7 separate regions of the Mus musculus genome follow, and regions 1, 2, 3, 4, 5 and 7 are each linked to region 6. A link is a loop called in an ENCODE intact Hi-C map of the cell type or tissue named here. Cell type or tissue: left cerebral cortex. All regions are shown on one strand.

Region 1 (4,000 bases), 73 kb after region 6:
TCCTAGCTCCATGCTTTATCCCCCACCTCTGTGGGTCTATTCAGGATCACATGGTTTCTTGTTTCTCTCTGTTACCACTCCATCAAAAGCCCTCTCTTTTAATGAGAGTTTTTAGGAAAGAGCAGCTACTTCATGTAGCTGACTACCAGGCACTGTCAGCTGCATACATCTAGAGACAAGCCTAAGGGCAGAGGCAACGCATGGTACAGTGTGGATGTCTGTGGACAACTTTTGACACAATACTCACTTAACCCCCTATTATTTAAAACTTGCAATAATTCCAGATCTGGTAACAGCTGCTGGAGGGAGCTGAGTTCCCAGTTTACTGTAGTTGACTCTGTTTCTAAACTTCTCTTGATTTGCATACCTGGCCTCCACAGCATGTAGTTGTTAACCCTGATAGAGATGGAAGAACGCTACATGCAAGGTTGGGACACAGTAGATGGCTTATGAACTTGCCAGGCCTGGTGACCCAGAACCCCTGCTGTTTACTTAGAGTGAAATCTACAAAGCACCAGGGAGCTTCTCTCTAGCCAGAACTATGGCTGGTTTTCTTGATTGGGGGTCAGGGATTCTCTGGGGGGACAATTCTCAGTTCTGTACCTACACCCCAATTGCTTCAGATTTCCTGGGACAGTCACTGGGGTAGGGAATGACAAAAGATGTTGTGAAGGGGTGGGTGTTTGACTTTGTCTGTGGAGAAGTTAGTTTGGGCTGTATCTGGGCATTATGGCCTCTTACCTGGCTTACCAGATGTCTTAGTTAGTGTTTCTGTTGCTGTGAAAAGACACCACAACCAAGGCAACTCTTATAAAAGACAACATTTAATTGGGGCTGCCCTAAAGGTTCTGAGGTTCAGTCCATTATCATCATGGCAGGAAGCATGGCAATATCTAGGCAGGCATGGCACTGGAGGAGCTGAGAGTTCTACATCTTGTTCCAAAGGCAAACAGAGGAAGACTGCCCTGCATGCAGCTAGGAGGAGGGTCTCAAAGCCCATCCCCACAGCGACACACTTCCTCTAGAAAGGCCACAACCCCTAACAGTGCCACTCCCCGTGGGCCAAGCATATTCAAACCACCATACCAGATAAGGAGCAGGAAGATATATATTCCAGCCTGGCTAGACTATTTATTAAATAAGAAATTGGATTTTGAGTCTTAGTTTTCTCATCTGCAAAATAGAGGCAGCTTATTCTGTTGTGATTAGAAATGGTGTACAAGAGGACTGACACATACAAAAATGTGTTTCCAGCTGTGCAGTTGAGAGGGAGATTCGTTGCCATGACAGCAGTGCTGTGCTGTCAAAGAACAACTCTTGATGTTCAGTAGTGTGCTGTTAAGGGGGTCTAGAAGCTGAGAGCCCATGGGCTACATCCTGCTCACTAAGAGTGACCTTAACATTATGGCATAGTTGAAAAACAATCAAAAGACAGCTCATGACTCATGGCACATAGAATTCATATGATATTCACTTTCAGCACCCAAAAGTAGAGGTCCACAGAGCCGTGCCCACTTGTTTCCCTGTGTCTCTGGCTACTTGTGAGCTACAACAGAGGTATTGACAAGGACCTCAAGGTACACAAAGTATAAAGCACTACCTGAACCTTTGGAGAGAAAGTCTTCTAGACCAGGGGTAGACTGTAGAAGGGACCAGTGCTCATGTTCTCTTCAGATAAGTACACACGCACACACGCGCACACTATGAGCTTGAGGAATATTTCCAGATCCAATATAGGCAAATGTGTCCTTTGCAGCAAAGCCAGCAATTCTCCATTTAGCTCTCATTGAACAGAGGTCTCACGCTTCGGACTCTGGCTGGGGGCACTTCCTGAGGAAAACCACAGTACTTTTTGTAAAACCAATGTCCCTTTTAGCATTAACCACAAAAAGAGAAGAGCCTGTTCCTGTCACAGTGGGCATTTCTCCAGTGGATGAACCACCCAACAGGCTTGGACTCTCCCAGCTGGAAATACATAGCTGCTCCTATGATCAGCCTGGGTGAGAGGGACAGGGGACTCAGTTGTTTCTGAATCCTGCACACTTGAGAATGTACTGTTATTTGGAGACAGGGTCCATGGAGATAGGGTTAGTTGGATGAGACTAGATTATACTGGTGTACTGTGAGCCTCTCATCTGACATGACTAGTATTAAAATAAAACCGAGAGCCAGAGAGATAAAGGCTCTTGCCATCAAGGTTGACAAGCTGAGTTCAATCCCAAGAAATGACGTAAAGATTGAAGTGGAGAACTGACTACACACAGTTGACCTCTGACCTACACATACACACACAAAACGAAGTTTAAGGAAAACATGAGGCTCAGCAGAAACTGACAAGAGGGAGCTGTCATCTTCTTAGCTACCTGCCACACATCTGAGGATTGCATCTGAGATCCCTGCACATGAAACCCATCATGGAAGGCGATTTGTAAGGACAGTCTCCAGGGGCTTCCTGGACAGCCTGAGTCACTGATGATTTCCGTCCCGGGTGCACTGTGCAAGCTCTTGTGCACAGAGAACACAGAGGTGCCATGCTCCTTCCTGCTAGGCTCTTAATCAGACTCACCCCTTACCCTCTGGTTGGAGGTAGAATCTCACTACTGAGAAGTCTGAGTCTTCTTTTCAGATTGTCTTTTTCTATATCACAAATGTTTTCAAACATCCAGACAAGTTGCTGGGAAACAGCAGCCCCCAGTAAGAACTGTCTGGAACACACCTGTGTAGTCACCACACCAACTCGCCAACTGTCAGGAGCTTGTCTCACCTGTCACTTTGCTGTTGTAGCTCAACTATTCGTGTTTCCCGTTTCATGTCATTGTCTTCATATTACATTACATATCTCTTTACCACGATGTCAGTACCAGTCTGAGTGAGGCTCAGAGTTGCCTAGCAAGAGCCAGAGCATCATTATCACATGGAAAAACACTGTAATTCTTAGCTGTCTGTCCACCCAAGCATGTTCAGGAACCAAGGTTATTTCTGCTGGGGTAGAAATGTAAAAGAGAGTCAGGTAGTAATCAAAGTAGGATGGGAGAGTGGCTGGGGGCAGGGAGCGGAGGTCCAGCAAGAGAAGTTAAGGAAGTTGTCTCTTGTTGTGAGGGGCTTTTGGAAAGTCAACAAGACTGAGTCCCAGTGGGGTGTTCCTGGATCGTTACATTGCCCACCTCTGACATGGTGATCCAGATTTCTCTGGGGAATTAGGTCAGAAATTGGGGCCTGCTGTTTCCCAGGAACTCATGAGCTAGAAATCCAGCTTTAGCCATGAAAGATGTTGCATTTGTGACATGGTTGACAGTGTCTGATAGTTGTCCATACAATAGTTTCTGTGCCCTCAACAATGTTAGCATCTATCTAAAAGACCCTGCCTCCTCTTGATATGTCCCTTATCACCCCACCCCCACTCACCAAAATAGAGAAAATGGCTTTGGGGGAGTTTGTTTTTGGTGGGCTTGCTCAAAGGGGGCTTTATGTTTATTTTCTGAGTAGCCCTCTGAATGTTGTGTCCATTTATCATGCCTGGCCACCAGCACCCCCCCCTCCACCTTGAAAACCTAAACTTGATCAAACTGTTCCTAACGACTACCACATGTCCTTGCAGGGTGCAGGGACGGGGGTGGGGGCTGGGAAATGAAGGCATCTTCCCAGGAGCACAGTAGCATATTAAAATTCAATGGCTTAGTCATCAGAGTGTTCAGCCCCAGCACCAAAGAAAAATAAATGAATGTTCTGTAACAGTCTTGTGGGTCTCAGAGGAAGGAGGAGTAGTGGGAGGGAGGGGAGAGGAGAGGTTGTGGATTTTAGATAGAGGAGTTCAGGGCTGTTGAGAACAATTAGGGCCTTTGCTTAGAAATAACAAGACACACCACTGTTTTCCTGCAGGCTAAAGAAGTACACAGCACCAGGGGTAGAAGGGCTCAGTCTCATACGCCAACTCAGCTCACAGAAGAGGAAATGAAGGCCAGGAAGGATAAGGCTACTCTGAAATCCCATGATGAATGAG
Region 2 (4,000 bases), 300 kb after region 6:
TATGTTTTACAATATGTTAGTCTAAGTATTTTTCAGGTGGAAATTATGATGTTTAAGGTTACTAGAAAGGCCGTTAATTTTATGATCACCAGAACTGGTCCCCTCATCTGTGTAATTAGTGTTTTGTTTAATTGGCTTCATCATGAATAGTCCCACAAAAGACACAAAATGTTATTTTTCTTTCATTACCTTAAACTACTTCCCATTCTCATTCCATGTTCCACTAAGAGGAAACACAGTGCTCCGCAGTAAACCTAAACATTGGAGACAGTCCAGATGGCCACGGGCAGACACAAGGCAGCCCACACTGCTCTGAGAACCAGAGACTGATATTAGCCTATTATGTTATGTACAGGTTATAGCACTATTGCAGAAGTATCAAGAATGCATCTCTAAGACGGTGTTGACTACCCATGCCACGTGGATGATGAACGAGAAAAGAAACAAACATCCTAGCTCTTAAGAAAGTAAATTGCTATGCATAGGGTATACAGAGGAACTTGTAGCCAAATACGTAGAGGGGCAGGATTATAGCCACGGGGGTCTCTCATTCATTTATCATATGGCCTGAGCAAAGGAGTTCAATGTCTCTGGGCCCTGGCTTTGTCCTCTGTTAAAGTGGAGACAATCACCTAACGTGTTATTATATTTTTTTCTTTTCAAGATGAGGTCTTGCTGTGTAGTCTAGGCTGATCTTGAACTCATGATTTCCCCCGTTGTAGCTACAGGGATATCCCACCACACTTAGCTCACACATCTTAATTTTATTGGGAAAACAAGTAAGACTGTGAACAACAAGCTGAACATCTGGTGAACATCTGTTGTTAATTACAGAGCTAGGTATGTGTGGCATTCCTGTGTGCTTTAGTTATGTTTATTGCTGTGATAAAACACCAAGACCAAAAGCAACTTGGTGAGAAAAGGATTTATTTAAAATCATATGTCCCAGTCCCAGTCCGTCATGGAAAGGAGTCTGGGCAGGAACTCAAGGCAGGAAACTGAAGCAAAAACAATGGAGGAATGCTGCTTACTGGCTTGCTCTCCATGGCTTGCTCAGCCTGCTTTCTCAATCCAGGACCACTTGCCCAGGAATGGCATGGCCCACAGTGGTTGGGACCTTTCTACATCAGTCATTCATTTAAGAAAGTGCCCTATGGATTTGCCTACAGGCCAATTTTATGGAAGCGTTTTCTCAATTAAGATTCCATTTCAGGCTGGAGAGATGGCTCAGAGGTTAAGAGCACTGACTGCTCTTCCAGAGGTCCTGGGTTCAATTCCCAGCAACCACATGCCCACTGACTGTGATTCCAGTTCCAGGGGATCCAACACCCCCACACAGACATATATGTGGGCAAAACATGGATGCACGTGCAATAAAAGTAAACATTTTTTAAAAGAGGTTTAATTTTCTAGGTTTGTGTCAAGGTAACAAAACCAAACAGCACACTTTGTATCCTTCATGACTATCTTAGTTACTTTTCTACTGCTGCAACAAAACACCACGACCAAGGCAATTTATAAGAGAAAACATTTAGTTTGTGGCTCATGGGTTTGGAGGGAGACTGGCAGGAAACAGGCAGTGCTGGTGCTGGAGCGGGAGCTGAGAGCCTACGTCTTTACCTGCAAGCAGGAGCCAGAGAGACACTGAGAATGATGTGGGTTTTTGAAACCTCAAAGCTTGTCCCCAGTGACACACCTCTTCCAATAAGACCACCCCTCCTAACCCTGCTCAAACAGCTCTACCAACTGGGGACTAAGTATTCAAACACATGAGCCTATAGGAGCCATTCTTATTGAAACCATCTCAACGACCAACCATCTGTGCCAGCCACCAGTGGGATGGCACAGACACACTATTCTGCCTGGCTTGCAATCTCTGCTCTGCAGTTTGGATTTCAGCATGGCTTCTGCCTGCCTCATCTTGGCAACCTGTTTGGCACTGGCTGTGGTTTCTGAGCCCAGCTCCCATCTGAGTCTGGGCTCAGCAGCTTTCCCAGTTATCAGCTTACTCACAGATTTGCTGGAGAGACACCTTTTCAGCCGTTCTGGGCTCCCAGCCTGTTTCCCAGGGAGGAAAACTCTGTCTGAAGTTGGTTAATCACCATGCATGAGAGGTCTGCTTCAACCACCAGGCCCCAGTATTTCCATAGAAAGAGAAACTCAGGTCACCGTAAGGAAAGGTTCCTCTTTGGTGAGTGAGGTCCTACATGCCAGGCAGCCAAAAACTACTGGGTTATCTAGAAAGTTGGATTGGGGGACGGGGGGATGGGAGCTGCAAAAGTTAAGAATACTTGTTACTCTTGCAGAGGAGCAAGGGTCTCAGCATCCATGTGACCATTAAAAAAGCCTGTGTAACTTCAGTTCTTGATGTTTCAGTGCCCTCTTCTGGCCTCCTCAGGTACTGCACACCAAGATGCACTTGGTGTACAGCACACACTTCTACCATTTTTTTTAAAGATTTATTTATTTATTATATGTAAGTACACTGTAGCTGTCTTCAGACACTCCAGAAGAGGGAGTGAGATCTTGTTACAGATGGTTGTGAGCCACCATGTGGTTGCTGGGATTTGAACTCCGGACCTTCAGAAGAGCAGTCGGGTGCTCTTACCCACTGAGCCATCTCACCAGCCCACTTATACCATTTTCACCTTAAAATTACATTTATTTATTTATTCATTTATTTGCTATTATACACACATGGACATGTGTACCACGATGCATGTGTAGAGGTCAGAAGATACCATGTATATTCAATTCTGTATTGAATTCGGGTCATCTAGCTAGGTGAAAGTGCTCTTTCCCGTTCTTGCTGGCCTCCTGAGCATTTTAAAGAAGTGTTTATGTAAAGGAAGAAAGAACACAGAGGAGGGCAAGGAGAGAAAAGAAATAGTACACAGAAATGGATCCGTGGAGAAATGAGGGCCTGGAACCCAGAACCCACCTTCCATTTCATCAGGAAGGCAGGTATGTGCAGGCTTGGCATTTTGTGTCAGTTATGAGAGTCCCCAAGTCCTTGGGACAGTGAAATTTGGTGATATTCACCCTTGAGGACAAGTCTTGGATTAAGGAGGGACCTCAGGGTCAAGTCAGATGCAGATTGGCATGAGGTGAACCAGAGGGAGATCTATAAGTTGAATTCCAGTCTTCCCTCTCCAACTGTAAACATATGGGTAAGCCAGGCTTGTGAGTGGGCTTCTGCCTTCTCTGCCAGGAGAGCGGTGGTGGTGGTGGTGGTGGTGGCATTCGTGGATATGTGTGTGTTTTTCAGATTTCCAGAGAAGTGCCGTTTAAACTAAATCTTGAAGGGATTGACTTGGGGCTGCTAAGGTGAGATTTTTGCTACCATCTCATTTTGTTTGAGTACAACTAGAGAGAAACAGGGCCGGGTGAACTACCTTGATAACCCGAGTTCAATTTCTGGGACCCAGAAGTGGAAGGAAAGAACCAACTCAGGTAAATTGTCTTCTGACCTCCATACTCATGCCCACACAACTCCACCCCCCACCCAAGTCAAAAGAAAAAAAAATAGAAACAGCTTAGAGGGTTTTTGTTTGTTTGTCTTTTTTTTTTATATGAAAGAGTAGAGAAGAAGAATAAATTGAGATACATTTTGTGACAGGGCTGGCTATTTTAAAATGTAACAAAAGTAAAGACTCAGAATAGCTATAACTAATTAAGTGCCTGCCCTGGATAGGAGGTTTTCTAAATCTGTAAATAAGAGTGTTGACGTAGAAATTGTTTTCTCCCTGCCATGCAATGAAAAGGGTTTTGGATCTGGATCTGAGTCCCGCGGATCTTTGGATGTAATAGGGTTGTGCAATATGCGCTTGTTTTCCTGTAAGCTGGACAGTGGTATCACTGAGTGTCAGGTGCTGTATCTATTTAGGTGGGGTTAAAGTTTGGATCTAGAATGTTCCCCTAGAGGCCCACAAGTTAAAGGCTCTCTCCTGGCCTTCATGCAATTGGGAAGGGGTGGAGACTTTGAAAGGAGAATCTAAGT
Region 3 (4,000 bases), 440 kb after region 6:
CCACACATGCACCATGGCACACCATGCCCTATCATGCGCGCGCGCGCGCACACACACACACACACACACACACACACACAGAGTTTTGAAATACATACTTATCGGTCAGTAGAACTAAGGACTAGAAAAGTAGTCTCTTAGCTGGACATAGTAGCAGATCTTTAATTTCAGAACTCAGGAGGCAGAGGCAGGTGGATCTCTGTGAGTTTGAGGTCAGCCTCATCTATATATTAAATTCTAGGTCAGCCAAAGCTACCTAGTGAGATCCTGTCATTCAAAAGAAAAAGTAACTTCTTGTTCAGAATACATTTTTAAGTGATATTATATCTCCTGTTGGTTTTGACTATGGATGGTTTTCCTTTGCATAGAGGTACAACAAAATACATGAAACTGCATGCCTTTAATCCTAGCACTCAGAAGGCAGAGGCAGGTGAATCCCTGTGAGCTCATGACTGTTTGCTCTACTTAGCAAGTTCAAGCCATCCAAAAGTACATAGTCTCAAAATAACCAAAACCTGGGGCTGGAGAGATGGCTCAGTGGTTAGGAGCACTGGCTGCTCTTCCAGAGGCAATGAGCTTAATTTCTAGCAACAACATGGTGGCTCACAACAATCTATAATGGGGGTCTGATGCCCTCTTGTGGCATGTAGGTGTACACGCAGACAGCATACTCATTAAATAAAACTGACCGACCAAAAACAAAACAAAAATCACCAACTCTCTTAAGAACAAGTCACCTCATTGCCTTCTGCCAGGAAGTTATAAAAATACACACAGTCATGGTTTCAATCAGCAAAGTATAATAATAGACAAAACTACTCAGAATGATAAAGGTGAGTAAGGCATTGCCCAGCTAGACCAACACACCTGGCTTCCCCAGACCCAGTTACACCTAGATTTAGTTTTAATTAATTAGTTAATTGTGTGTGTGTGTGTGTGTGTGTGTGTGTGTGTGTGTGTTGTACCTGTCTGTATGTCTGTGCACCACATGCATGCAGTGCCCTCAGACGCCAGAAGAGATCTGGAGCTGGAAATGGACCTGGAATTTCAGATGATGGGAGCTGCCATGTGGGTGCTGAGAATCAAACCCTGGTCCTCTGAAAGAACAGCCTGAGCTCTTAACCACTGAGCCATCACAGCGCAACAGATTTAACTTTGCTTCCAAACTTCTCTCATGCTGGGCAGTGGTGGTGCATGCCTTTAATCCCAGCACTTGGGAGGCAGAGGCAGGCGGATCTCTGAGTTCGAGCCAGCCTGGTCTACAGAGTGAGTTCCAGGAAACCCTGTCTTGAAAAACCAAACAATAACAACAATGACAAACTTCTCTCACAGGAAGACATTTCTAACTATCATGACCTTTGTGGAACAGGATCTGGTGTGAGTCACTCATACTCTGGGAGGAAAGATAGGAGGTGGGGATAGGACATGCAATTCTCCATCTGTAGAAAGGCTGCCCGTGTTAGCAAGTAAGACAGAGCCTTGAGATTTTCTCACTTGCCCACGTAGGAGGAAAGGGGTAGATGTGGCATCCCTTCAGTGCTAAAAAGCATCACATCATCCCAAGAATAGTCAGACACTCAAGAGTTGCCTCCAGAACTCTCAGAATTGTTATGGACCAGGCTTTAGCATGGGGCAGCACTATCTACATGTGTGCGCATGCCTTGGGGTTTCCTCAAGACGATGGCAGGGGTTAGGCAGGTGAGAATTAGGTGGGCAGGTGTTCTGAGAAAGGGACAGGGTGCTCAGGTGGCAGGAGGATATCCCTCCCCTTCTTTTGGGGTCCTGTATGGTTACTGCTGCCATGGTGGTGTACCCTCCTTGTCAGTGTCTTTCTTGGATCCCAGTATTTGAAGTTTTCCAGTTAACCTAGTTGCATTGAAATAAAAATGAGGAGGGGAGGCCTTCCTTCGACCTTGGCGTTCTATGGTAGAACTCACGGACATGAATGGAATGGATGAGACACCAATGTCCACGTCGTCTGATTCACAAGGAACACTTCGTTTTCTGAACTTTGTTTCGGCTCAGCAGCCAGCACCTCAGGAGTGGGTACCACTGGAAGTTCAGGGACCTGCTTTGGGTCTACTTGGCCTTGAAGGTGAGTCTGCTCCACCTGCAAATCTTCTAGCCTTGGAGTTTCCTGCTGAGAGTCTCCTTTTGAGGAACTGCTGAGGTGACATAACCTTGGATCCACACAGATACCAGGCATCCTACGGAGCATCTGCGGTGATCTACACTGCTGCTGATACTGCAGCGTGAGTCTCTGTGCGCCTAGCGCCACCTTCCGGACTTCGCCGGTTACTTAGCCTCAGGCAAAGATGAGAAACAAGAGGAACAACAGGTGGCAGCCTGGCTTGATCCCTGGGAGACCCCCCCCCCCCCCTCACAAGAGGGTGGGGGTGTTCAATGATGACCTGAATGAGGAGCCAAGGCCCAGAGAAGATTCCAGACTGAATGCCCTAGACGCCTCTCTAGTAGCTCACCTGGTCACAAGATGCAGGTCCCACCCTCAGCTCCCCAGGCTGCTTCCAGAGCCTCCAAGCAAAGTGCCCGCCTACATCCAGTCAGCCTGCCTCACAGCAGAGCTGCGCTTCCAGCTGGATTGCATAGACTGGTTCTCTGCAAGTAGAGAGACTATAACCTTGGTATTTTGAAACAAATGTAATACTTGCCGGCACAAAGAGCAAACACAGTTTCATGCGTCTGCCTTTACGCTTTTGCCCATGTGAGAACGGCGTGGGTACCAACAGTGATGCATAGAGGTACAGTGCATGCCAGAGACCCTGGAGTCAATCCAGCACCAAACACCAAAACACTAGTGAGCTTTCGTGGAAAGAAGACAGATGACGCAGCTCAGAGCCCAGCGTTCAGTCGGTGACACTCCACCCCGCCCCAAAAGATGAAGAAACCGCGTTACTAATATTATTCAGCCAAGCTGTACCGCTTTATGCCCATCGGAGCTATTGAGAGAGAGGGGCTAATTACGCTACGGAATAGAAGTCTTTGGCTTACATGCAAAGATGGGACCTGGACAGAGGAAGGGGGGAAGGACAGCTGGTAGAGGTGAGGAAGAAGGTGATAGACCCAGGGGAACCAGGCAGCACAGCACCAGTTGGCTTGAACCCTGCTGCTCCTCAGTGGGAAAAGACAGGTGGGTGGTTTCTTGGCTTTTTTTGTTTTGTTTTAGAGACAACCTCACCCTATAGTCGAGGCTGACTTAGAACTCTGTGTACCTTAGGGTGACCCTGAATCTGTGGTGATCCTTCTGCCTCAGCCTTCCAAAGGTTTCACCAAGCAATCTTTTTACTATTTTTTTGCAAATGCAAAAAGCTCCTAACCCAAAACATCCAGGAAATCCAGGACACAATGAGAAGACCAAACCTAAGGATAATGGGTATAGAAGTGAGTGAAGATCCCTAACTTAAAGGGCTAGTAAATGTCTTCAACAAAATTATAGAAGAACACTTCCCTAACCTAAAGAAAGAGATGCCCATGAACATACAAGAAGCCCACAGAACTCCAAATAGACTCGACCAGAAAAGAAATTCCTCTTGTCACATAATAATCAAAACACCAAATGCACAAAATAAAGAATATTAAAAGCAGTGAGGGAAAAAGGTCAAGTAACATATAAAGGCAGACCTATCAGAATTACACCAGACTTCTTAACAGAGACTATGAAAGCCAGAAGATCCTGGGCAGATCTCATACAGACCCTAAGAGACCACAAATGCCAGCCCAGGCTTCTGTACCCAGCAAAACTCTCAATTACCATAGATGGAAAAACCAAGACATGACAAAACCAAATTTATACAATATTTCTCCACCAATCCAGCCCTACAAAGGATAATAGATGGAAAACTCCAACACTAGGAGGGAAACTACACCTTAGAAAAAGCAAGAAAGTAACCTTCTTTCAACAAATCCAAAAGAAGATAGCCACACAAACATAATTCCACCTCTAACAACAAAAAATAACAGGAAGCAACAATCACTATTCCTT
Region 4 (4,000 bases), 430 kb after region 6:
GCCAAAGATATCGCAAAGTTGATGAACTATGACTTCGAAGACCAGTTCACAAAGACTGTGTGACTTGAACATTGTCATCTGCTGTATCATTTATTCTGGACTTGTCAGGTCATAGAGACCTTCTAAAGCCCCACATGGAAGGAAATCCATGTCCGTGAAGAGTGACTGCAGCAACCTGCTCTGCCAACACTCATTTACCAATCTTGGAAATGAGCTACCTAGAAAGTGCATCCTCTCTGCCCAGACAAACTTTCAGATGACTGTAGTCCCAGTTTGTGTCTTGGGCATAACCTCCCAGCACGTCCCACATCAATGAACTAAGCTCCCCCCGAATTTTCTGACCCACAGCAGATGTGTAACCTAGAGCATTATTACGAGGTCCTGAGTTTTGTACTGATTTGAAGTGTATCAAGCGGAGATGCTTGACTGTTGTGGGCCACCTCTGGGTGTGTCTGTGAGATTGAAATTGAAAAAGAGAAGATTTACCCTGAAGGTGGGTGGCGCCATTCTAGGGGCTAGGGAGCTGAGTTAGGAGTATTTACCTCTTTCTGCTTCCTGATTGGATACAATGTACCGACTGACCCATGTTCCTAACACTATGCCCTCCCCACCAAGATGGACTATATTCTCAAACTGTGAGCCTAAATAAATCCTTCTTTCTGTCAGGTATTTTGCCATAGCGATGAGGAAAGCAACTAATGTACAAGCTATAATTAAAACACATTTAGTAACTTTTATGGCAATTTGATGGAGCAATTTTACATCTAAATTACTCCAGTGATAAAAAATGTGGGGCTTTTATTTGGTATGCCTTTTTAAAATTGTATGTTCCTTGTCTTCCAGTTTTTTATGGTATTGCACAAAAGCATCAGTGGATGGTAGATTGAAGAATTAAAAAATAATTGGCCATAGTGAGTTTGAAAGCATTGATCCGAATGGTACCATCTTTGTGGGAAGTTGAAAGGCTTTTAAAATTATCTGGTCTAACCTCCCACTCAGTGATAAATTGTCTCTTCTAGGTTTTTTTTTCCCCTGGCAATAAAGTTTTGATTCTTGGCAGTGTTGTTACAATCAATGTTACTAAATGTGCCTCTCTCTGAGTGCTTGCCATGTAAATGCCTACCCTGGGTATTTATGGTCTGTACAGCAACACTGCTCAGCAGGTATTTCCAGCCCAGTCTCATAGAAGAGGAAATTGAGGTTTAGGGTAAAACAGATATTTTTAACTAACTCTGGCCATCTGATTGCAGACTCACCGTATGACATCTGGGTTCTTTTCTGTATTTATACCCAATAAACTTCATTTTATATAACAAAAATGATATGTTCTTTCTGATGGCTGGAAATTATACTTATTTTAAGAAGAAAGGGACAGAATTGGAATCTTAAGGTAACCCATGAAAACAGAGTGTTCAGGGGCTGGAGAGATAGTTTGGTGGTTAAGACCACCTATTGCTTCTCCAAAGAACCCGAGTTGACTTCAATTCCTAGAACCTACTGCTTTGGTGCTAAGATGAGAGAAAGATGGCAGAGAGAGCTAGAAGCTGGCTTTGGTTGCCCCAGCAGAAACAAGAGAAACTCTGCCTCAAAAACAAGGTAGAAAGAGAGAATAATTCCTAAAAAGCCATGTATGATGTACACACACACACACACACACACACACACACACACACACTACATACACACAGTTAAAATGTATAAAAAGACAATAATCATTTCTACCAACCCGCATACCACAAAGATTTGTTTGATGCTAATAATAAAATCTTGGAACATATCTGTCACATAGTAAATGCTATGTAGTCAGCCCTCCATATCCATAGGTTCTATATGCAAAGATTTGACCAACCACAGACCAAAAGCCTATTTTCTAAAACCCTGACTCTGTGTAGATTGGTTCAGTAGTTAAGAGCATTTGCTGTTCTTGCAGAGGACCTGGGTTCCAGTTCCCAACACCCAGATGATAGCTCACAACCATCAGGGACTCTAGGTCCAGGGGAGCCAATGCCCTCTTCTGGCCTCCAAGTGCACTACACACAAATGGCACACCTATATGTAGGCAAAACATCCATATACATAAAAATAAACACATCAAACCTGTATCTATACTGATCATGCACAGACCTTTTCCTGTAATTGGCTCTAGTAGAGTACAATAACTCTTCATATAGTTTCACATGAAGTAACCTAGAGATGATTTATACAGGAAACTGTAGAAGTTATATGCAAACACTATGCTATGTATGCCGTTTTACATAAAGTGCTTAAACATTCACAGATTTTGGAATGTGAGTGGAGCTGTAAAGCCAATCCCCAACAGATACCTATGCATTTACTTATTGTTATTGTTGTTACTATATACATGGTCACATCCTAAGAATTATCAGGTTAAAGAAAAGTCAAATGCTAAATTTACTCAGATCATTTTAAAGGACAGTGGTGTTTGGAGGAAAGAGAGTAGAGACACAGAGCTAAGTTGTTACCCCAAATAACGGGAGCGAAGAACTGGGGACCTGGAAGAGCGTTTCTGTTTCCAAATGGAGGGCAGGAGAGCCAGAAAAACAAAGTCAAGGTGGAACTAACACTCGGTACCTGTCCAAGGCTTTCCAGCTCTCAGCCCTGGGTACAAAGACTTAAAATAATAAAGCGCTTCAGAACGACTCAACACCCCAGGAGCTAGAGCACTCTGTCTGGGCAAATAATAAACTCAGAATCTGCTTATCAGCCCCACCAATGGAAATGACAGCCGGCAAGGCAAAAATGCCTCTCGATTCTCAGGATAACAGAACCGGCTCACAGGATCTTCGGTTATTACTGATGGAATCCTCCCAGCTATTACACCTCGGAAGAATATTAAGGCGTGCAGCCAGTGAAGACAGATCTAAAGGAGGGGGGTGTGAGGACTTCAGCCCCGTACAATACCGCCGATATTCAAATTGTGCTCTCCTGAGCTGTGTCTAATATCAGCATCATTTTTTAAAAAACAGACATATCAGTTGCAGTCAAGGTTTTTATTTTACTTGCCCCATTCTTCACTGCCTGGATGGGGAGGGGGGGGGAGGATAGGGGAAAAAAAGAATCACCGGCTACATTACTTTTTAATTTAATGCCCTTGAGTAAGGGCAATCGCAGTCAGGCATGATGGGGACCGCTGGAGAGTGGTTGCGAAGGTCCCCGTGTGTGAGTACGGGTTGCAGCAGCCATGTCCGCATCATTTTCTCCAGGTAAAGCTTGCTTCCCATTGTCATGGCATCTCTGCATCCTACTATTTGAATTCCAGACACATCGACAGCACACTGAAGGGCCCCTGCCAATTTTTGCAGCTTGCTTGGAAAAGAGCATCAGGAAGCCAGCATTAGTCATTTATACGACTCCCAGGTCCCTGTTGTAAATTCAGCTTGCGGGCCTGCCTCCAGGTGAGGCCCTGTGGCTTCGCTCTCTAATCTTGTAACCCTTTGTGGCCAGTTTCTTCCCATAAACGTGTGTTCCAAATCTTGGTTCAGGTTGTCTACCTATCTGAATCTTTTTCTTTTTTAGGCTAGAATCCCTCTGCCACGAAAATTCTAGACACAGACAGAATCCAACTCTTTGTCCTCAACCAGACAGGAGCGGTCTGCACAGCCGCTCCTCCTGTATTTTCATGCAGATGAAATCCGGTGAAATTTGACAATGGTCCTCCCACAGCAGGCAGCAGAGGGTAGCCCATCTCATTTAAATACGAGATTTTCAAGGTGCTTTCCTTTCCTCTAGTTCTCCCTCGTCTTTCTGCTTCTTGTTTCCTTCCCATCCTTTCTTCTTGTTAAAAAAAATTTTTTTTTTTAAATTTTTGTTCTGTCTTTGTGTTTTCTTTTGTTAGGGACAGAGGCACAGGTCTCACACTCACTAGCCAAGGCTGGCCTTGAACTCCTGATCTTCCTGTATCCAGGAGAAATTTTTGAAGAATTGTTTTTACGGGTTTAGGAAGATTTGCACAACATAAATGGGGGAAAATGCATATGCA
Region 5 (4,000 bases), 280 kb after region 6:
CATACTGTGAACCCAGAGGTTGTTGTTATTTACTGGAAAAAAAAAAAAAAGACCTGTTTCTAGTTGTGGCAAGGTTCAGCCCTTAGCACACACCTTTAATCCTGCCCCCGCCCCCACCCCCAGCTAGAATATACACACACACACATCCTTAGTACACACCTTTAATGACAAATAATGAAGTTAAAGTTAGTTTGTAGAAGGAAGCATCCAGTGATGTCTAATTGAGTGGCAGACAAAGTGACAAATCAGAGAAAGATTTGACAGAATAGGATACGCCCAACTCTCACAAAAGAGTGGAAAGGGAAGCTACTTGAGGGGCAGTGCAGAGAGAGGGAGGAGGCAGTCTTACCAGTAGAGTTTTACAGAGACAGGTTGAAGAGAGAACAAGCTAGACACAGGCAAAGACAGAACAAACCAGAGAATGAGAAGGAGCCAGAAGATTAGAACACATTGACAAAGTTAGTATGAGGCCAAGCAGAGCAATTCAGTGAGAAACTAAGAGAAGCCAGATTGAATCAGTCAACTTAGAGAGGAGTTTGAGTTGAACCAGCCAGCCAGAGTTCAAAAAGAACTAGAGTGAGCATATTCAATAGCAACTCTCAGAGGCTGAAAATATTCTAGGCTTAGATGATACTGTACAGAGTCTAGAAGGTTTCAGAACTAGGACCAGGTTAGCAGACGGAGGCAGTGAGCCTCTGAGACAATTACCAACAGGAGAATAAAAGTTACTTTAACAGTAGACTGGACTTCAGCTTCTCATGTTTCACTCCACCTCCTACCTCTCCTGGAGATTCCTTCTTCCTTGTTTTTCTCGTGTCTTGTCTCCCTTGGCTTTCCTGGACAGTGGTCATGCCAGGCACAGCTCTCTGCCTGAGGACATGAATTCTACTTGTTTTCTGACTGCGTTGCCAGTGTAGCTTAGGCCTCTCTGCCTCAACTTCGTCCCTTGGACAGTCTGCCACAGGCCCATCCACTCCAATGCAATACAATCGCCTTAAGTGTCTGACATGTGTGATCAGTGTCTGTGTGACCCCACACCAGTCATGCATATACACCAGGGTTGCAAATATAAGCCAAGTAAATAGAACTCTTTTTTTAAAGTTTACTAAATAGTGTTTATTTATTGCATGTGTATATGCATGTATGTGTTCACATGATACAACACACTAGTGATGGCCAGAGGACAACTTCTTGTGTGTGGGTCCCAGGAATCCAACGGGCCATCATGCTTGATGGCTGGTGCCTTTACTTTCTGAGCCATCTTGCTGGTCTCATCAAGAGAGGTTTGAGAGATGAGGCAGGAGTCCAGCTTAGATGTGCCTGTGGTGCCAGTGTAGTCGCAGTGAGACAACCTTCTCAGACGCTGAAGAGGGTATTAGAGGTGGCCTCATGAGTAAGGTGAAGACTTACCTGAATCTAAAAGAATGTGTAGGAGTTTCCATAATCTCCCACCAGCCGGGTTGCTATGGTTGCAGATAGAGTAGGCAACTCAAACTCAAAGAGTAGGAGGGCAAGGAGGGGTGAGGAAGTGCAAGGGAGTTTTGTATTCTCGGTCTACACAACTCCTGGAGGGGAAGTTCTAGTTTTCACTAGCTTCTTCCACTAGCAGGGAGAAACTGTTTACATTTCACAAGAGGATATTATGATGTGAGTAGTTACTATTTCCCATAGTAATTACTATGCATCAAAGGTAGTTGCTTTGGGTCAGTGGTATTGCCTGCAGGGATTCCTTCTTGCTGGACAGTCCTCTCTCTGTTCCCAGACTGCATTGTTCAAGGCTCCCCCTGCTGGTTGTAATTGGAAATTCAGAAGTCTGTTTCTCTTTGTCCACAGGACTGCATCCATCTGTCTTATCTTTTAGGTACCCTAGAACCTAGAGGCAGGAATAGGTGTTCTAAGGTAGTCAAGCTCAGGCTGGTTTGGTTCTGTTTTGCTGGGTGGACAGCAGTGAAGGGCATGGAGTGTGGAGGAAGCTGGTCATGCCAGAAAGTAGCCGCGTTCAGGCCCCAGGCTCCTGTTCACGGCTCATCCAGTAACCATAGTTGGTAGTAGAATCTGCTGCAGAAGTAGGTGGGAGACTCCAAGGGTGGTCCCCGCCTCCCTCAGGCCACACCCATCGAGTGGACCCACAATAGTGATTCACATTTTATTCCCTCATGGAGTCATGGCCTCAGGAAGCCAGGCTGCTCCAGGATGGGGATTCGGTCCGCATTTCTCTTCCCAATGCACCAAATGGCAGCATCAGTTACTGATACGCAGCCCAGGGCTTGGCTGGCAGGAGTCACTGCCCAGCAGCAGAGGCAGGTCCCGGCTCATCAGCTCTCTAGCAGTTCTTCAAGAGAAGTTGTTGCTTCAAGTGTGTTCTGTTGAGAGCCTTTTGTCCCTGCTAAGGAGCTGGGGCCCTGGGGTTTATGTTTTTTTGTTTTTTGTTTTGTAACCATCGTCTTATTTATTAAATGCACTGGCTGTCTTATTGAGGGTCACTACTGCTGAGATGAAACACCATGACCAAAAGCAACGTGGGCAGGAAAGGGTTTATTTGGCTAACATATTCTGAGTCACAGTTCATTGAGGGACGCCAAGGGAAGAACTCAAACCAGGTAGGACCTGGAGGCAGGAGCTGATTCAAATGCCGTGGAGGGGTGCAGCTTCCTGGCTTGCTCCACATGGCTTGCTCAGCTTGCTTTCTTATAGAACCCAGGGCCACGAGCCCAGGGATGGCCCCACCCACAATGGGCTGAGTTCTTCCCAATCACCAACTAAGAAAATGCTCCGCAGGCTTGCCTACTGTCCAGTCTTATGGAGACATTTTTTCATTTGCAGATCCATCTTTTCAGATAACTCTATCCTTTGCCAAGTTGACAAAAAAAAAAAAAAAAAAAAAAAAAAAAAAGAAAGAAAAAACAAACTAGTCAGCACATCGACCTTCAGAGATAGGCCAAAGCCAATTTCACAGTGACCTTAGAGATAGGCCAGAGCCAATTCCACAGTGACCTTCAGAAACAGGCCCGAGCCAGTTCAGCACCCAGTATTTGAATGACCTAGAATCTCCAGGAACCACTTGTCCTTTTTGAGTAACTGTCAAGGCTAGCCATTGCAACCTGCATCTCCTTTACGTTCTTGGATCTATTGCTTTCTGCTTGTCTCTCGAGATACTTTCTGGGTTGCTCATATTCACCCTGGTATTTGTGTCTAGTTGCAGTCTCAGACAGGATGTTGGGAGCAGGGAAATGGGTCAATCTTTCTCTTTCCTGGGAGACTGCTGAGCTCCCTCTGCAAACCACCCCCCAACCTCCACCCCCGGATCCCTGTGTGCGTAGATAAGCTCCGGGGACAGGGAAGATGGTTCAGCTGTGAATCAAAATTAACCTCTCCTTCTCACTGTTAAATCTGTGAGGAGAAGTAACTAGAATAGAAGGTTGGTACTGAGGTCTAGGCATTCGCTGTGACAATCCTGGCCACATGACTTACAGCCCCGTGAGACTGGTCTGTGGAAGTTTGGGATTCTGTCATAAGCAGAGCTGAATGAACTGTTCCGGTGGGAGTTGGAAGAGCAGAATTCCAAGAGAAATGCAGATAATCAAAGCCTGGCTTGTGAGGTTCACAGGCAAACAGGGACTCTATCAGGAACTAGACTAGAGGCCATTTATGTGACAGTCTGGAGAAGAGCCTGGCTGTTCCCTGTCCTGGAAACTTGACTGAGGATAAATTAGAAATAGACTAGCTTGTTTGGTGAAGGAAATTTCATATAAGATAGTATGTAGGCTGTTTTGTGGCTATTAGTTATTGCTTTCATACAGGTCTACTGTGAGAAAGGACAGAGGGGAAGAAAAAAGATACACAAAATGTGCAGTTTGGCAAGAAAAAGTGTAAAGCAAGTTTAAAGTTACAGACTAAAGTTACAGGCAAGGCAGATTCAAGAGCAATGGTAGCCTGTGTCAGGTGGGTGAGATGGGCCAAGGTCATGAGAGCAATAGAGCTGGCCCTGAGCAGCTGCAGA
Region 6 (4,000 bases):
CTAAGTCAATTAAAGTTAAATTAATGTGGTTAGTGACTCTTGCATTGAACAGGGTGGGCAGAACATTTTCATTATCACAGAAAGTTCTATCATACAGCACTACATCCACCCACTTTATCCAGAACAATTTCAACTGGTACCACATTAAAGTGTTTTAGGCAATTTTAGGTAGTTTGCAAACCCTCTCTCTGCCTCCCGGTACCACCTATAACCCTCAAGTTGTTGGTTAAGAATCCCTTTCCAATGTAGGCAGGGAGTATGTAGCCACCCTGAACTCTTCAGCAGAAAAGAGCGTCAGAGAAATCTCAGCTCAAATATCAGTTACACTTTCCTCGACACAAATTCTTAAGTACATGAGAGCACGCGAATTCAGAAAGTTTCCTGCAAACTTAAACAGCCTGGCTTTGTGTTAAATTGTCCTATTCTGGGCTGGAGAGATGGCTCAGCAGTTACAATCACTGGCTGCTCTTCCAAAGGACCTAGGTTCGATTCCCAGGAATCACATAGCAGCCCATAACTGTCTATAACTCCAATTCTAGGGGATCCAATATCCTCTTCTGTCCTCTGCAGGCAACAGACACACACATGGTGCACAGATAAAAACACTTACAAAATTAAAATAAACTTAAAAAGGGAGGTAGAGAGATGGCTCAGCAGTTAAGAGTACTGGCCTGAGTTTCTGAGTCCAGAGGTCCTGAGTTCAAATCCCAACAACCACATGGTAGCTCTCAACCATTCAAAATGGGATGCCCTCTTCTGGCTTGCAGGCTCTATATGCAGAGAGAGAGCGCACTCATATACATAAATAAATAACTCTTTAAATTGTGCCATGCAGCCTTATATATTCGCCCACTAGCCTAAAGTTTATCATACTCCAACTTTACCTTCACAGTGACCTAGTCAAGAGGACACAGTAGCTAAGATAACTGCTAAATTTGTCAATGATGATCCACAAACTTACCTAAAACTGGGCCATTCTTCAATGCTCAGACTGTAATCTACCTTTCTCATAAACAGTTTGACTTATATTTAGATAGCTCAGATTATAATCCCTCACTTTCAAGGTAAATTTTAGGGCATTTTGTACTCTAATTTCCAGATTTTTTTAAATTTATGTTTTAAATAACAAAATAGGGGATTTCACCCAAGGATTACCTAAAGCTACTTCCTTTGTATGATTATTGGCATGAACAATCCTAGATCTAGGTGGTGTATGTGTGTGTGTGTGAGAGAGAGAGAAAGAGAGAGAGAGAGAGAGAGAGAGAGAAAGAGAGAGAGAGAGAAAGAAAGGTGTTTGTGAAGGCCAAAGGTGCTGGAGTTACAGACTATCCAATGTGGGTATTGGAAGTTGAACTTGGGTCTTCTGCAAAGGCAGTATGGACTCTTAATCACTGACCTACTTTTCTGGCCCAATGCTTTAAATTAACTTCTAAATTAAAAACCTAAGTATGTTCTATAGCTTGTGAATGGTTGATGTATCTTCTAAGTATCGTTTAATGTACAGAGCTGCTCTTTCTTCCCTCGATTTTCTTGCTATCTCTTAAAGAAATCCAGTTATTTGTCTAGGACCCTTGTGGGGCAGTTTAACACCCATGAAAGTCCGGGATTTCATTCTTGGTGTGTTTCTCTTTTTATCCTCTTTTTGGGGTTTTGTCAAAACCCAGGCTGGCTTCAAGTCAGCCCTCCTGCTTATCTCCTCGGTCCTGAGGTTACAGATATGAATAACCACATCTATATCCAAATTGGGCATGTTTATCTTTACATTTTAAGTCATCATGTGATTTAAATACACCAATACAAATATCCCATATTTTGTGTAAGAAGCACTCCAAATCACCTTTTTAGTTAATGTACCTTCCCAGTCAGCCTTTTGAAGAAAATGAACAAAGAAAAAAAAAAATTACTTCCTCTGGATATCCACTAGAGGACGATATTTCCTTTATTATATTTCTCATAATGGGTATTAAATCCATCAAACGGTTTTTCGTGTTTTCTGACAAGTTGAACCTCTAATTTAACTTCTAATTTCGCCTCTATAAAATGTGACTCTGTTAATTTGATGACTTATGCCTTGCACAGTACTTCCGTCCTTGACTCTGTTTCCAATTCTATGGCATCAGGAGGCAACGTCTCATGTACCCCAGGAAAGGAAAAAATTAAGTAAAACTGCCAAATAAAAAATCGCTTTATGGGGAAAGGGATCATTAATTTAAGGAAAGAGACAAACCAGACTTTTCTAGTTCGTATCCAACTCACGGCCCAAGGTCAGAACTGTAAAGTACAGCACAAAGGAGCTATTCAGGAGCTGGCGAAGAGGACTTGGGACGAACGTTGTGCACAATCCGCGCTTTGATTTTGCAGTCCTGCTGGAGGGGGGCTGGTGCACGCTTGTGCACGTGCGTGTGAATAGTTATGGAGGAGCAGCTGGTCCTCCGAGAGCTGGGCGTGGATCTATGCAATCAGTAGCTCTCTAGCGAGCCGCTTGGGGTGCACCTGGGCGCTACTGGAAGGACAGCAATTCACTGTACCCAGGAGGCACCGAGTCCCGAGGGGGAAGAAGACCTGCGGACCCGCACATCATGCCAGCAAGTCCTTAAAAGGGAACACCTGCATGCACGAGGTGTTCAGCGCAGGTCCTCGTTTTTCATCTGGTTCCTTGCAGGCACTCCCTCCCACCTTGGACAAAAAGGATCCGCCTGATAGTACACCGGTAGGAGGAAAGCCGTTCATTCTTTAGGTTTGGACTCCCACCTCCTAGATAATCCTTGGAAAACAGTGGACTGTAACAGTGGATACAGGGGTGTGATCACAGGCCTCTGAGTGCCGGGCTATTTTCAGGTCCCAGTTTAAGATAGTCTGTTTCGATTGGAGCCTAAAGTCAATATAAACAAAACTAGATAGATCTGAGAAGAGAAGCAGAGGTGCTCCCCTGCCCTCCAAACATAAATAGCTTTTCATTTCTCAAAAGAGAAGGAGGAGGGGCTTGGTAGAAAGTCGACAAGAAAGGTGAGTCGGGTCTCCTCCCAGTTTTCTTTTCCTACTGCCCTGGGCTGGGTGCTCACAGCTTTACAAGGAGCTGCCTGCCTAAGTCTAAAGCATAGAAGGCGGGAAAGGGACAGCACATAGGGGCTTTTCCTTTTCGTTTATCTTTTAATCCTCAGCGCTGGGGCCTGTTTTCGGGTTCCCCCGGCTTTCTGGGTCTCTGCGCCCCACCTCCTTGCCAGCTCGCTCGCTTGTTCTCCCCACCCAACCCCCTCAGCCATACCCACCCGCTACACCCCATTCTCGGTGATTTGCATATTTCCCGCCCCTCTCGGAAACCATTGGCATAGCCCTTGCCCGGCGTGGCTGATGATTGGTGAACCGCCCGGGTGTATTTGCATGCGGGCCGCTCCAGAGGACCTATCTGTGTCTGTAACCCGCGCCCCGTAGAAGTTTGTGGAGCGCTTTCTCAGCGGCTGGTCCCAGACGGACCTCGGGCGCCTCGCTCTTCGGTGGCCGCCCCGTTTTCTCGGGATTCTTTCTGTGGTGATGGACTCTCCGGACGCTCTGTAAGGGAAGCTGAGAGCTGGCGGCGCGAGTTCAGAGGAGGAGGGCTGGGAAGTCCGTTCGCTGACAGCGGCGCGACTGAACGCGGACGGCGTCGGGCTCCGGCCGGCTGAGAGCTTCGCCTACCTTCCCGCGGCCTGTGCGCGGGCGATGCTGCGGCCCCGAGGCGCGGCGCGGCGAGCACGGAGGGCGCCTCCGAGAGCCTAGAGCTGGTTTCCGCCCCCTTCCCCCGGGGCAAGTGGGCATGGAACAGTGAGAGCCCCTCGCTCGGCGAGGCCGCGCGCGGAGGCTCCCCCATGGCCGGGACATACAGCTCCACATTGAAGACTCTGGAGGACTTGACCTTGGACTCCGGGTATGGGGCCGGCGACTCCTGCCGCTCGCTCAGCCTTTCGTCTTCCAAGTCCAACTCGCAGGCGCTCAACTCTTCGGCGCAGCAGCACCGCGGGGC
Region 7 (4,000 bases), 79 kb after region 6:
GATATGGGAGCCCTTCTCTGGCAGACTGATAGAGCAAAGCCAGTCAGGTGCCATCCCCTGGGGAGGAAGTCATCATGGAGAATTGTCCTCAGCCTCCTAACAGAGATGGTGGCAAGGGACTGGGGGATAGACTGATGGTTTTAATAGAGACATAAAGGCCAACTGCCCCTTGCTCTGAGGTAAGTCTAGCTCACCCAACTTTGTCTCCTTCTGCATCTAGACTTGATCTGTGTTCTCAGAAGCAGAGACATGTCAGTCCTGTGGGGGGCAGGGGACCCTTAACTCATTCCTACAGCTGTCCAGCTTCCCAGCCTCTCTGCCAACCCCCTCCCCCTTCTACTTAAAGAAACTTTGGCTAAGAGTAGCAGGTGATGGAAAAAGCAAAGCCTGCCCAGGTGAGTTGTTTATCAATGTGGAGGGAAGGGAGACTCGGCCATTGAGATGAATTAACACAGACCTGAGAACCTAGAACATAAAAGAGTCACATTCATCCACAGAGGACACTTTCTAAGACCCCAGCGGGTACCTCAGAATGCCATGGATACACACACACACACACACACACACACACACACACAGCCTTTTCCATTTTAAGTAAGCACTTATGCACTGTCACTTTAACTTTTACAGTTTGGGTGTGAGAGCAAAACCACACAAATTTCTTTTTCCTTCTTCACAAATTCAGAGTATGTTTTTACAAACGACCTTCAGCTCAGCATGCTTGTTTTCTTTCCTTATTGAGAACTTCCACTTTTCTCCTTAAGGCCCCTTTACTGTTTCCCTCTGCTGTTTTCTCATTGCCAGCATTACTAATCTTGTACTTCAGACCATTACTAAGTAAAATTAGGGTTATTCGAGCACAACCCATCAATGCTGAGACAGTTAACCTGATGACTGAGACATTGCTTAGTGACTAGAGGCCAGGTGGCATTTACAGTGTGAACAAACTGCACAAAGGGGTGGTTTCCATCTGAGGTAGAGTGGGTTAGATTCTTACCATATTACTTAGAATAGGGCACAATTTAAAACTTGTGAATTGTTTTCAGAAATTTCCACTTACTATTTTCAGACTGCAGTTGACTGTGGATATCAAACTGTGAAAAGAGAAACTCAAATGGGGACTAAGATATATTTAAAACCTACTTCATATCCACATTTGCCCTGCCCTATCACACTGATTGCTTTTCTATTTTGTTTTATTTTAGATAGGATCTCACTATGTAGCCCAGGCTGAACTCCAGCTCACAATCCTCCTGCCTCAGGCACTGGGATTATATAGTATACTACCATGCTAAGCTATGCTGTCTTCTGCAATAAAAGAAGAACAATTTTAGGGATTGGGGATGGAGTTTAGTTGGCACAGTGCTCACATTGCATGCACAAAGCCCTGGGTTTAATCTCTAGCATCACATAAAGCTAGGTATTGTGGTGCACACCCTTAATCCCATCACTCAGGGGGTAGAGGCAGGTAGAGCAGAAGGTCAAGTTCATTCTCAACTACACAGTGAGGCCAACTTGGGCTCTATGAGAAGCTGCCTTCCCCAAATTAGTTAAAATTAAAATCAATTTTACTTTATCCACTGATCCTTTCTTAATGAATAGTTAGAACCCAGTTCATGGATATGAAGAATGAGTCTGGCTCTCCTATGAACAATGATACAAACGTGTGCCCCCTCCCACATGTGAGTCTAATCATGTTATAGCTCCCCGTGTCCTCTCTGCCCACCACAAACAGCTCAAGACGTGATTCCTAACCTTCAAGGCACTCACAGCTTCAAAGACACTGCAACATTCTGATGCTACAGCAGACTCGCAAGGCATTTAACATTCAGGCCTCTAACTGGGAGTATCCTCAGCTCTAAATATATCTGGAACCCATTGCCCTGGGCCTGGGGTGCCTCCTGTGTGTGGCCTGGTTAGTCCTTTCATGGCTCTCTGACATGGTCTATTGGTTCCTCTCAGTCCGATTTTCAGGGCTATAGAGGATGTAATAAAAGTGTCAATGACTGGATACAGAGGACAGGGTGCCATCCTCTGGACAGCTGGCTTTAGCAGATGAAAACTACCAGCAAGAGGCAGCAGCAAGTTGCCAGCGCTGACCTGGCAGGCCCTGGTGGAGGCCCTTGAGAAAACAGTATCGCATTATTGTCACCATTAATAATAGCCCTTTATTTGAGCCCTGCTGGGACAATGCTCCAAACAAAGCTGAGAGGAAGAAACAGTCCCTGCTGTGGGGCCATGTAATTTATCAAGGCTAATGGAGGAAGAAAAGTCCAACCAGAAAGCATGGTGGGGGTGGGCTAGGAGTGGGCTTATTGGTTGTTGGAGGTGTAATTGGAAGATGCCCGCAGCTTCACTCTGCATCCCTGTTAGCTTTGCTGTAGGAGGACCCTCCTTTGTCTTGTCTAGACACTGACTCAAGGGCTCTGCTCTGCCAGGCAAATGGAGAAGTAATTCTTGGATCTGGCAGTGCAGTGTGACCTTGGGCACATTCTTTCCCTTGTAAAATTTTCCATCTTTAGAGGAGGTGCCCAGATTATAGACTCTGGGAGTAAAACACAGACAAGAGTGTTGATAATAGAGAACTTTCTGAAATTGTCTTTGTATCCCTTAGAGAACAGAATGTTATTCCTAACCAACAGATGGTCCTAACTAATGCTACCAGTGTATTAAAGAGCCTACTGTGCAAGCCTTGAACCTGCTGCATGTCTGGATAGCAGTTTTTCTTTTTTCTTTTTTCAGCATAATGGGTGCAGTAATCCCTGATTTCACCATTCCATATGTGAGGATGTGAGGACCAGGAGTGTGCTGGTGTTTGAGGGGCTGGAAGGACTCTGTAAAAACCAGCAGCCTTCCCTGCCAAGTAGGAAGTTGTTCTGGCCTCCCAAATGTTGGCAGCCGGGAACTGCAGCTGTGTCACAACAAGTCTTATTTAATTTGAGGGGTGGGACAGACAGCACTGTATGGTGCTTGTTAAAAGCCAGAAGAATGTAGCTTATTCACCAAATCATGAAAATGGCTGTGCCTTGGATGGGGGAAGCCAAAGGAGGATGTGTAGTAGCATTTCCAAAGAGAGAAAATGCAGACAATTACAAATTTATCCCAATACCCATTATCCACAAGTCTACGTGCATCAACTCATCACAGCTGAATTAGCATCGGGTTCTCTTGCAGCCCCTTCCCTCCTGGGCTTGTAATTCATGTGCTCTATATTAATCTACAGAACAGAAATCCAATTACTGTCCTTCTTAATAGTTTTCATTATCACTACCCTAGATCTGCAGAAATAAAAATAAAGTGAGAGTCGGGTGTGGTGGTACAAGCCAGTAATCCTGCGGTAGGAGGTAGAGGCAAGAGGATCCCATGTTCAAGGTTATCCTAAGGTACATAATAAAGTCAGGGCCAGCCCAGGCTACATGAGACTTTGTATCAAATACATAAAGTACATGTTTTATATAATGCAATTATATAAATCCAAAAACTTGGAAGATGCAGGTTTTTATGAGCTAAGTCTTCCAAATGAGAGAGGAATGAAGGCCTTTCCAGGAACCCCAAATAAAGAATATCGTAAAGTGGAGGCATTTATACAGCTCTATCTTCCATACAAACCTGATCTTGGTCCTAACTGTTCCTAGGTTACCTAAAATTGATACATGGACTGTTGAGCAGTTTTTTGTTTTTGTTTGTTTTTTATTTTTAAAATAACTTACACGCTTTGCAGAAAATCTTTTAGGTTACTCAACTTAACTGAGTGATAAAAACAGAAGATGAAAGTGTTTTGCAAAGTCTTATTTAGATAAAAGGACATGCCAACCCACACAGGGTAGGAAAGGCTATTGGAGGAAGGGGAAGATGGGAGGGACTTGATGTAGGAACTGAATCTCAGACCCCCTCCACACTGCCCTCACCCTTTCCTAACTCTGGGCAGGATACTGGGTGTCTTTGGGTTTCCAGTTTTATATTTCCAAACTGTGGTCTCAAATAGATTGCTTGAAGTAAG

What was found. A loop is a pair of places that touch in the nucleus more often than their neighbours do. Peaks named below come from ENCODE experiments on the same cell type or tissue, not always from the same donor. Only the 100,000 strongest peaks of a DNase experiment are listed, where the experiment ranks them.
Region 1: it touches region 6 in a loop (2.5-fold over the local background); 11 of 42 quality-filtered maps call a loop at or near these places.
Region 2: it touches region 6 in a loop (4-fold over the local background); 28 of 42 quality-filtered maps call a loop at or near these places.
Region 3: it touches region 6 in a loop (2.9-fold over the local background); 15 of 42 quality-filtered maps call a loop at or near these places.
Region 4: a loop joins it to region 6, with 3 times the contacts of the local background. A loop is called at or near these places in 23 of 42 quality-filtered maps.
Region 5: a loop joins it to region 6, with 4 times the contacts of the local background. A loop is called at or near these places in 12 of 42 quality-filtered maps.
Region 7: it touches region 6 in a loop (2.7-fold over the local background); 11 of 42 quality-filtered maps call a loop at or near these places.

Annotation. Positions count from the first base shown.
Region 1 is chr2:103,636,280-103,640,279 of GRCm38, forward strand. The region is part of intron 1 of Abtb2 (ankyrin repeat and BTB (POZ) domain containing 2); the gene reads left to right. It overlaps 8030431J09Rik (a long non-coding RNA gene), which reads left to right. Exons shown (of 2, transcript XR_866592.2): 2 at 1-4,000. Among named protein-coding and RNA genes, the nearest start is that of 8030431J09Rik, 66 kb to the left of the region's middle. In left cerebral cortex, no CTCF peak of the experiment used is centred here; DNase peaks (open chromatin) are centred at 1,894 and 3,811.
Region 2 is chr2:103,863,617-103,867,616 of GRCm38, forward strand. No RefSeq gene overlaps it. Among named protein-coding and RNA genes, the nearest start is that of Gm39895, 28 kb to the right of the region's middle. In left cerebral cortex, a CTCF peak has its summit at 2,394 (motif pointing left); DNase peaks (open chromatin) are centred at 1,950, 2,365 and 3,202.
Region 3 is chr2:104,000,652-104,004,651 of GRCm38, forward strand. All of the region lies in intron 3 of 4931422A03Rik (RIKEN cDNA 4931422A03 gene), which reads right to left. Among named protein-coding and RNA genes, the nearest start is that of Gm38515, 22 kb to the left of the region's middle. In left cerebral cortex, CTCF peaks have their summits at 645 (motif pointing left) and 2,276 (motif pointing left); DNase peaks (open chromatin) are centred at 624, 1,443, 2,267 and 2,540.
Region 4 is chr2:103,989,497-103,993,496 of GRCm38, forward strand. 4931422A03Rik (RIKEN cDNA 4931422A03 gene) reads right to left here. Exons shown (of 5, transcript NM_175161.3): 5 at 2,999-3,327. The coding sequence ends at 3,099. Among named protein-coding and RNA genes, the nearest start is that of Gm38515, 11 kb to the left of the region's middle. In left cerebral cortex, a CTCF peak has its summit at 2,034 (motif pointing left); no DNase peak of the experiment used is centred here.
Region 5 is chr2:103,847,301-103,851,300 of GRCm38, forward strand. No RefSeq gene overlaps it. Among named protein-coding and RNA genes, the nearest start is that of 4930547E08Rik, 39 kb to the left of the region's middle. In left cerebral cortex, a CTCF peak has its summit at 1,783 (motif pointing left); DNase peaks (open chromatin) are centred at 1,797 and 3,358.
Region 6 is chr2:103,562,882-103,566,881 of GRCm38, forward strand. Abtb2 (ankyrin repeat and BTB (POZ) domain containing 2) reads left to right here and starts at 3,429. Exons shown (of 17, transcript NM_178890.3): 1 at 3,429-4,000. The coding sequence starts at 3,846. In left cerebral cortex, CTCF peaks have their summits at 1,924 and 3,356; DNase peaks (open chromatin) are centred at 2,416 and 3,364; H3K4me3 peaks cover 1,915 bases; H3K27ac peaks cover 529 bases.
Region 7 is chr2:103,641,693-103,645,692 of GRCm38, forward strand. All of the region lies in intron 1 of Abtb2 (ankyrin repeat and BTB (POZ) domain containing 2), which reads left to right. 8030431J09Rik (a long non-coding RNA gene) reads left to right here. Exons shown (of 2, transcript XR_866592.2): 2 at 1-3,089. Among named protein-coding and RNA genes, the nearest start is that of 8030431J09Rik, 72 kb to the left of the region's middle. In left cerebral cortex, a CTCF peak has its summit at 2,122; DNase peaks (open chromatin) are centred at 2,095 and 2,918; H3K27ac peaks cover 490 bases.